Regions from separate parts of the Homo sapiens genome. Here region 1 is linked to region 2. The links are chromatin contacts, found by POLR2A ChIA-PET in ENCODE. All regions are on one chromosome and are shown on one strand. Each heading gives the region's core, a stretch centred on a gene start or an enhancer-like site at or near the end of the contact. The rest is flanking DNA. Distances are from core to core; before and after follow the strand shown. Region 1 has its middle 93 kb from the start of TRC-GCA6-1. Region 2 overlaps CPNE4 (copine 4).

Region 1 (4,696 bases), core at 737-3,236, 230 kb after region 2:
GTTTCAAAATTTCTGGGATTCAAAGGGTGGGGAAGATAAATAATTTCTAAATAATCCAGAAGTTTAGGGGATCCTATACTACATATGTGACTTTATGAAGTATTATTTTTATAACTGGAAACTTCCTTCTTAAACTACTCCCATCCCCAAAACCCCACCAACACCACCTTAGCCTTGTCTCATGTAACTATATCAAATATTCAGAAATATTTTATACTCTTTTCTGATATATTTTTAGCCTTTAGACAGCAGTGGGTTCTAACACTTTGCAATCAATCTTCTCTAGCCCCCTTCTAGCAAAATTTCAATGTGATATAATATGTGATTATTATGCCTTTCCAATTCTCTAGGTAAACTAGAAGTGAAATGAAATCAAAGTGAATTCTGCACTACTGAAGGGGGAGGGAGGATTTCCTGTGCCTTCAGTTAGTTTAGAATCTAATTGGGAAGAATTGAGGTAAAAGGGCAATATACTACAGAGTTTTAAATAATATGACAGCAATAATTACAGTATTATATTGGGAATATACTTGGGAAGAGGGGAAAATAAGGTCAGAGATAGCTGCCAAGAGGAAATGATGTCTCAGCCGAAACCAGAAAGGCATGCAAGAGGTAGGCAAGGAAAGAACAATAAACACTGAGTCATGATCTCAACTTTCTACATCTAAATGTTTCAATATCCTGGAATGTCTAAGTTTGACATAAATATAAGTGGAATTTTATAACAGCAGGCCAATAACTTGAAAGTGTTAATGCTGCACATCTACTTAACCAATGCCAGGAGACCTCCACACAGTTTATTTCATAGCCCCTTAAGTGATGCCATATGGGCCATCACTGATTTTTAGAATCACCCTTCTGGAAATCTCACTTTGCTTTGCTCTAAGAAGCTATAGTGGGTACCTGTTCCCTGCACCCACAGCCTCTTCCTTCCTCTAGAATCTAGAAAAGATAATGTCAGCAATTATATTATTTTCTCTATCCACCATTTCAGACACAGCCTTATTTCATAAAAGAAAGTATACTTGATAAAAATATTCAAAAACTGAGTTGTGGTGGTATTGGTACATTTTCTATCAATTTACTAAAACTACTTATTGTACTCTTACAATGAATAAATTTTGACATTATGTAAATTATACCTCAATAAAGTGCACCTAAATGTTGAACTTTTAAATTTATATATTATTTATTTTTCAAAATCTTAGGGCCCTGCATTTTTTATGCATTTCTATATACATTATTTATTTATAGAGGCATCAGCCACACTTCTGTTTCCTGGTTCCTACCCCAACCTCTGTGACCTCAGCAAGCAGCATAGCCTCTCTGAAACTCAATTTCCTCACATTTATAAATGAGCTTTTATATTATTTACAAACCTACCTCATAGAGCAGGTTGCAGGCTACATGAGAAGGTGCAAGTTCAATGCCAAGCAGGGTCCTAGTATTTAATAAAAGCTCAATAAATATTCATTTTCTTCTTTCCTTCTCTTACTTGAAGTATAACATTTGATAATGAATTTTCTCATTGCAACAATAACACCCCTTCCACTGAGGGATTTGTATCCCTGCTTAAGAAGCTATTAGTATTCTACAGCAGCGACTCACCCCACACAATCTTGGCAGAATACATCCCTCTACCTCTCTGGTCAATAACCTGCCTGGCCTGTGACCCCAGGCTTCCTGAGAAGCACCAAGTCCTCCCAGCTTTCCCCCTTGCCAGTGGCCTTCTGAAAGTGATACCATTCCGTTTGCGTCTTTCATTTAAGAGACAAAAGCTGGTCCCAGGCCACAGCAGGCTTTCAAAAGCACCTCCAGGATTCTTAATAGGTCATGAGAGAGAGAACTGCCACCCAGAAAAGATAGAATCAACTAGCCTGCTTCTTTTCTGGTGGCACACAGAGTTCATCAGCAACCCCGGACTGTGTAGTTAATGCCTCACCCAGGGAACAAGGGAGAATTAAGATGTCTGGAATGAGAAGCAGCTGAGAATGGGAAGCTTTGTCCCTGGAGCCAATTGTAGCTTAGACTCAACCTGCTAATGTGTATTTCTCTCTCCATGACTCATTTTGGGTAAATGCTAACAAGGACTAGTCACTCTCCTCCTCTCAGCAGCCTCAGGAGGGACTGGGATCATGACTGCAGCCTCAAGCTATGCAAGCAGCTCAAAGCTACCCTCTCTCTGTGTGGATTAAATGTAGGCAAAGTTTCTCCCTTCAGGATGAATCTTTGGTTTCTTCTCTTTAACCTTCTAGGTCTGCAACCCCCTTGCCCTCCTGGTCTGGTAACTCTACTCCTGAGACCTTCTGAAAGCCAGTGTGCTTTCCAGGGAGACTGATGTTTCACATCACTGTTTTCTCTCCCTCTTCCCCGTCACTGACAGTGGTCCAATGCCCGCAATTCCACTGAAGGACTTTCATTCCTTTAGCCTAAGGATTCCACTCTCAAAACATAACTGTCCTCATTTAATAATATATGTTAATATTCTTAAAACCTTCAATTTATCACCCCCACTGTAAGAATTTAGTCTGACAAACCAGAAACATGCAAAAAGATTTCTGTACAAAGATGCTTATTGCAGTATTGTTCATAATATCAAAAAATGAAACCAATATAACTGCCCCAAAATTAAAATATGAAATAAATTATGGTATAACTATAAAGCAATATTAAAAATCGTGTTTGCAGATCATATGCTGATAGTTAATAAAAAGAGCAGGAAAAACCTACATAGTGAGTCTGATCAAAACAATGAACAGGTACAGCTCCCAGCCTGAGCGACGCAGAAGATGGGTGATTTCTGCATTTCCATCTGAGGTACTGGGTTCATCTCACTAGGGAGTGCCAGACAGTGGGCGCAGGTCAGTGGGTGCGCGCACCGTGCGCAGGCCAAAGCAGGGTGAGACATTGCCTCCCTCGGGAAGCGCAAGGGGTCAGGGAGTTCCCTTTCCTAATCAAAGAAAGGGGTGACGGACGGCACCTGGAAAATCGGGTCACTCCCACCCGAATACTGCGCTTTTCCGATGGGCTTAAAGGTGCACCACGAGATTATATCCCGCACCTGGCTCGGAGGGTCCTACGCCCACCGAGTCTCGCTGATTGCTAGCACAGCAGTCTGAGATCAAACTGCAAGGCGGCAGCGAGGCTGGGGGAGGGGCGCCCACCATTGCCCAGGCTTGTTTAGGTAAACAAAGCAGCAGGGAAGCTCGAACTGGGTGGAGCCCACCACAGCTCAAGGAGGCCTGCCTGCCTCTGTAGGCTCCACCTCTGGGGGAAGGGTACAGACAAACAAAAAGACAGCAGTAACCTCTGCAGACTTAAATGTCCATGTCTGACAGCTTTGAAGAGAGCAGTGGTTCTCCCAGTATGCACCTGGAGATCTGAGAACGGGCAGACTGCCTCCTCAAGTGGGTCCCTGACCCCTGACCCCCAAGCAGCCTAACTGGGAGGCACCCTCCAGCAGGGGCACACTGACACCTCACACTGCAGGGTACTCCAACAGACTTGCAGCTGAGGGTCCTGTCTGTTAGAAGGAACACTAACAAACAGAAAGGACATCCACACCATAAACCCATCTGTACATCACCATCATCAAAGACCAAAAGTAGATAAAACCACAAAGATGGGGAAAAAACAGAACAGAAAAACTGGAAACTCTAAAAATCAGAGTGCCTCTCCTCCTCCAAAGGAACGCAGCTCCTCACCAGCAAGGGAACAAAGCTGGACGGAGAATGACTTTGACGAGCTGAGAGAAGAAGGCTTCAGACGATCAAATTACTCTGAGCTACGGGAGGACATTCAAACCAAAGGCAAAGAAGTTGAAAACTTTGAAAAAAAATTAGAAGAATGTATAACTAGAATAACCAATACATAGAAGTGCTTAAAGGAGCTGATGGAGCTGAAAACCAAGGCTCGAGAACTACGTGAAGAATGCAGAAGCCTCAGGAGCCGATGCGATCAACTGGAAGAAAGGGTATCAGCGATGGAAGATGAAATGAATGAAATGAAGCGAGAAGGAAAGTTTAGAGAAAAAAGAATAAAAAGAAATGAGCAAAGCCTCCAAGAAATATGGGACTATGTGAAAAGACCAAATCTACGTCTGATTGGTGTACCTGAAAGTGATGGGGAGAATGGAACCAAGTTGGAAAACACTCTGCAGGATATTATCCAGGAGAATTTCCCCAATCTAGCAAGGCAGGCCAACGTTCGGATTCAGGAAATACAGAGAACTCCACAAAGATACTCCTCGAGAAGAGCAACTCCAAGACACATAATTGTCAGATTCACCAAAGTTGAAATGAAGGAAAAAATGTTAAGGGCAGCCAGAGAGAAAGGTCGGGTTACCCTCAAAAGGAAGCCCATCAGACTAACAGCGGATCTCTCGGCAGAAACCCTACAAGCCAGAAGAGAGTGGGGGCCAATATTCAACATTCTTAAAGAAAAGAATTTTCAACCAAGAATCTCATATCCAGCCAAACTAAGCTTCATAAGTGAAGGAGAAATAAAATACTTTACAGACAAGCAAATGCTGAGAGATTTTGTCACCACCAGGCCTGCCCTAAAAGAGCTCCTGAAGGAAGTGCTAAACATGGAAAGGAACAACCGGTACCAGCCGCTGCAAAATCATGCCAAAATGTAAAGACCATCGAGACTAGGAAGAAACTACATCAACTAACGAGCAAAATAACCAGCTAAC
Region 2 (4,708 bases), core at 720-3,219:
AATTTGCTAAACTGCTTCTAGAAGTACCACAATATCAATGAACCATATGATTAAGCATGCTAGCAATTAAGCTGATATTAATGGTTATAGAGTGAGACTTTCTAGGTAAAGGAAGCCGTGAATCAATTTACACTGTGGCACAAGGTTCTTATCACTGTGCACGGGTGGCAAAGTTTGTGGTAGCTGTGTGCTATAGTTTAATAGGACGCTTTGGAAAAATTATTTGACAATATGTATCAAAAGCCTCAAAAGCTTCCTATTATTTGTCCCACCAGTTCTACTTAACAGAATCTATTGTAGGAACTCATCCAAAAAGAAGGGAAAATCCTCAAGCACAAAGATGTTTATTGCAGTATTACTTAAAATAGGGTATATCTGGAAGGAATTTCAAAGTGAAAAAATTGATGAATTTAAATCCAGTTGATGGGATATTATGCAGCTTTGAAATTACAATGATCAATATTGTAGCAATGTGAGGAAAAGCACATACTACTAAGCAATAAAATTAGGAAAGAAAATTTTACAAGCATGATAATAATCATATGAGAATATGCATGCCAGAAGAAAAAGACTAAAATAAATATGTACAAATAATAGTTGAATTATGTTAACGGGTTAGAAGTAGATGGATTTCTTGCCTGTAATTTCCAAGGAGTTACTTTTTTATAATGTAGGCATTCCATTTAGTTTTGTTAAATAAAAAATAATGAGACTAACAAAGTCAATGAGAATATTTAGAAGGGAAAAAAAAGATACTATGTATTAAGACACCCATGAATACTGTTTTATATTTACATTCTAAGCCTTCGATAGGCCTGAAGTTAAATTAAGATTCCCCAATCTGCCTATCAGCATTCATTTTCTGTGTATGTTGACTCCTCACCTAAATTTCACCTGCTCACTAACTGCTATCAAGCCTTTCTTTCAGAGAAGTGGCTGATATCACATATCTACATACAATTAAACATGCTGACTCTCGGGTCTTTTGAACCTTCTTTCTCCTATAGAGTGGAAGACTGTCTCTTAGAGGGACACCTTCCGGCTGCTTATAAACAGGTGAGCATAGTATTGAAGGCTTAAAGAATTTGGTCCAAGGGATCCAAAACAGGTCTATTTGTGCTCTGATCAGCATGGCTTCAAATCCCTTATTCTGAGTACTTTATTTTCTTAGAATAAGAACTGCTTCCTCTGCTACATCCTCTTCTCCTCCCTATTTCTCCATTCACATCAGCTAGATCTTTAAAAACAAGGCTTACTTAGACTAGGTACCTAGATGCAAAAAAGGAAAAAAAAAACAGACAAACTTAAAATCAGTCCTTATCCAATTTGTTTGGATTTTTAAATAAACAAAAAAAACCTAGCTGCGGAATTCAACCTAAAATATTGCCACACAAACCACCAAAGACTGATACCAGTGTCCAGCACAATTATAAAATAGCAATAAAGATCTCAGTTTCTGGAGCTCCAATGTATGGGTTTAAATATTAGCTTTTCCACTTACAAGCTGACTGCTCTTGGGAAAATCCTTAATCTTTTTGTCTTTCCATTTCCTTGCCTGTAAAATGGGGATAATATCTCATAGAATTTTTGAAAGAACTAAACTGGTAATTTAGTGCCAGACTAGTGCCTGGCACTTAAAAAGTACCCAGTAAAGTTTAGGTCATATTGTTTCAAGTTCTTGCTCCAAAAAATAAATATTTCATGATGTGTCCCCTTGTTCTTCCCCAGGTACCACCATTAGTCAGAGAAACATCTCGCCAAGTGTAGCACAGTTGATACAAAGAACCCCACTGTTTTTCCTAGAGCTTCTCTCCACTGGGTCCGTGATCAGTTAGAGTCTAGCAGGCACAAAAATGAATAAATCCTTCCCAGAATAAACTTTTTGTAAAAACCCAAGTCATCTCTTAACAACGTGGGGGCCCATCGCTCTTTGAAGAATGACTCACAGAAATGTCATTCCATTCACACCACTGCCAAAGGAGCAGCTGCCTTGCACAAGCACAGCAAACAGTGTGTGTTAGGAAACATTCCAAGTGGATATTTTACACATGAGTCTTGGGGGATGTCTGAATGTGGTTTTGCTACCTTCCAAAGCTGGTTAAAACTGCATGCTGGCCTTATGAGCTTGTAGGCCCCCAGCCCGTTCCTCCTATTTCTGCCATCCCCATCTCCTTACTTCTGAATCTACTCATGATTTCCACATGCAGGATTCATCTTTCTCCAGTCCTCAACCAACTCAGACTGAGGTAACCATCCCACTCAGCCCCATAAACCCATGCGGCTTAGAACGAGTCACTTCTTCAGTCCTGAAGACTGGGTTTAATTATCGTTGTTGGGTTCCCACGTGGCTCTCTTGGGTCCACAACAAGAGTTTATGTTTCTCTATAGATCTACGATTTGTCCTGGGTCAGCTCTGTCCAACAGTCACCCTGTTTTGGGCTTGGTCAGAGAACTGGACTTCAGTCTTTGTCCCTACTCCTCAGTTCTGGCCAGTTACCCTGGATAGTAAGTAGCCCAGCCCAGCTCCCAAAAGTGGAGTTTGCCCCTCTACTGCAGACAGAGATTTCATGGGACTGACTTGCTCATACCTGTCCTCTTGGTTCCCTCTTTCAATTCGGGACCTATGGATAGGACTGTCATCTACTGAGCTCATTCCATCTGAGTAGTCACTTCTCTCTCAACCCCCTAAAACCTGTTTCCTCAAAGCTACCATTCCCAAAATTCTTATTAAGTCTAATCTGAACTCTGCCTTGGCCACAAGACTTTGTCTCTGGAACCAGTTTTTGGAACTTTCTCACCCCGGCCCAGTCTGGGGTCTGGGTTCACGTCTGTTCCTGGTCCTCTTGCTACCTGTGTGTTGCCAATGAGTAGGCATGGGATGAAGAGTATATTGTGAGTATTTCTTGGTAATTAACAAAAACACCTAAAAAGTCTTAGGCTCATGAATTAAGGGTAAATGTCAAAATATCCACAACATCAAAACAGCAACATCAAAACATCATGATAGAAATGTGATCATATTCACTTCTCAAATTTCTTATTTCATCAAAATAAACCACCTGAAGATATAAAATATCAAAACATTTTTGAGCCAATCATCCAGCCATGGTTCTGTCCATTTCATTGGACATGCCTACCTCAAACCACTGCCCATGAGACTGCATCTTGAGGATGACACAGGGGTCTGGTTTGGAAAGGGCATCTCTGTCAGAAATGCCTTTGCACGCCACACGCAGCTCAACTTTGGTCAGGCAGGGGCTGTTAAAGATTCCCAGTGTGTTGGCAGCGGACTCATAAATGTTGCTCATCTTCTTCATTCTGTTTTAGGCAAGTAAAAGAATAAAAAAGAAGTGCCAATCACTGCAATATTTGTCAAAGGAGAAAGCCTCCCAATCACCCTTCAGAAAATTGTTTGACACACAGTTTCAAACATTGAAGGTATTTATCTCACTTTCCAACCCAGTGACACAGTTCCAGTGAAACAAATCAAAGGAAACAAACAAACAAAAAACAGGTGCTGCTGCACTTGGTTAAGAACACTACTTTCTTGTATGATTTGCATACATTTGCATAGTAAAATTTTTAGCCTGTGAAATAAAATTAATGAATTAGTTCAATAGGCTGCAAACTGTAATCCAGCTCTTCAATAAGTGTATGGCTTGTGTGAAATTGTACAGATTTGTTGGTTCATCAATTTAATCACATCTCAAGTTTTCAAGACTAAAAATCCAACTCAACTCCTATGTGATGGCATGGAGAAGTATATTGTTCTTTCTGAAGAAACAGCCATATTTCCCACCCCTAAAACTTTGCCCTCTTCTCAAAATGCTCTCAGCAAGCCAGCTCCAAGACAGAGGCCCAGCATCTGAATCCCTGTGCCCAAATGCACTAGCCCATTCTCACCTTTCCCTTTCCCACTCCCACCTGCCATATCAGAATTCAGAATCAAAAGGGGGAAAGTGATGGGGAGGAAAAGCACAAAGCTTCCTATTCTGAACTTGTGGAAACAGCAGCTACATTTAAGCACTGCAGGCCCCCTGCCCATTTCCATGTGATATCCTTTATTTTATTTTTTGTTTTTTTTTGTTGTTGTTGTTTTGTTTTGTTTTATTTTGTTTTTGTTTTTTTGTTTTATTATTATTATACTTTAAGTTTTAGGGTACATGGGCACAATGTGCAGGTTAGTTACATATGTATACATGTGCCATGCCGCTGTGCTGCACCCATTAACTCATCATTTAGCATTAGGTATATCTCCTAATGCTATCCCTCCCCCCCTCCCCCCACCCCACAACAGTCCCCAGAGTATGATGTTGCCCTTCCTGTGTCCATGTGTTCTCATTGTTCAGTTCCCACCTGAGTGAGAACACGCGGTGTTTGGTTTTTTGTTCTTGCGATAGTTTACTGAGAATGATGGTTTCCAGCTTCATCCATGTCCCTACAAAGGACATGAACTCATCATTTTTTATGGCTGCATAGTATTCCATGGTGTGTATGTGCCACATTTTCTTAATCCAGTCTATCATTGTTGGACATTTGGGTTGTTTCCAAGTCTTTGCTATCGTGAATAGTGCCGCAATAAACATACGTGTGCATGTGTCTTTATAGCAGCATGATTTATAGTCCTTTGGGTATATACCCAGTAATGGGATGGCTGGGTCAAATGGTATTTCCAGTTCTAGATCCCTGAGGAATCGCCACACTGACT

What was found. ChIA-PET counts read pairs that join two places held with the same protein, here RNA polymerase II (POLR2A).
Region 1: POLR2A ChIA-PET joins it to region 2 with 11 read pairs in AG04450. The contact joins two enhancer-like sites. POLR2A ChIA-PET finds 5 or more read pairs at or near these places in 2 of 52 experiments (AG04449 and AG04450).

Annotation. Positions count from the first base shown.
Region 1 is chr3:132,134,150-132,138,845 of GRCh38, forward strand. No RefSeq gene overlaps it. Among named protein-coding and RNA genes, the nearest start is that of TRC-GCA6-1, 93 kb to the right of the region's middle. Within about 2 kb of position 1,987, at least 5 of the 41 ENCODE cell types and tissues checked have a DNase peak (open chromatin) inside an H3K27ac peak, as active enhancers do.
Region 2 is chr3:131,902,127-131,906,834 of GRCh38, forward strand. It overlaps CPNE4 (copine 4), which reads right to left. Exons shown (of 16, transcript NM_130808.3): 2 at 3,138-3,318. The coding sequence starts at 3,317. Among named protein-coding and RNA genes, the nearest start is that of MIR5704, 81 kb to the right of the region's middle. Within about 2 kb of position 1,970, at least 2 of the 41 ENCODE cell types and tissues checked have a DNase peak (open chromatin) inside an H3K27ac peak, as active enhancers do.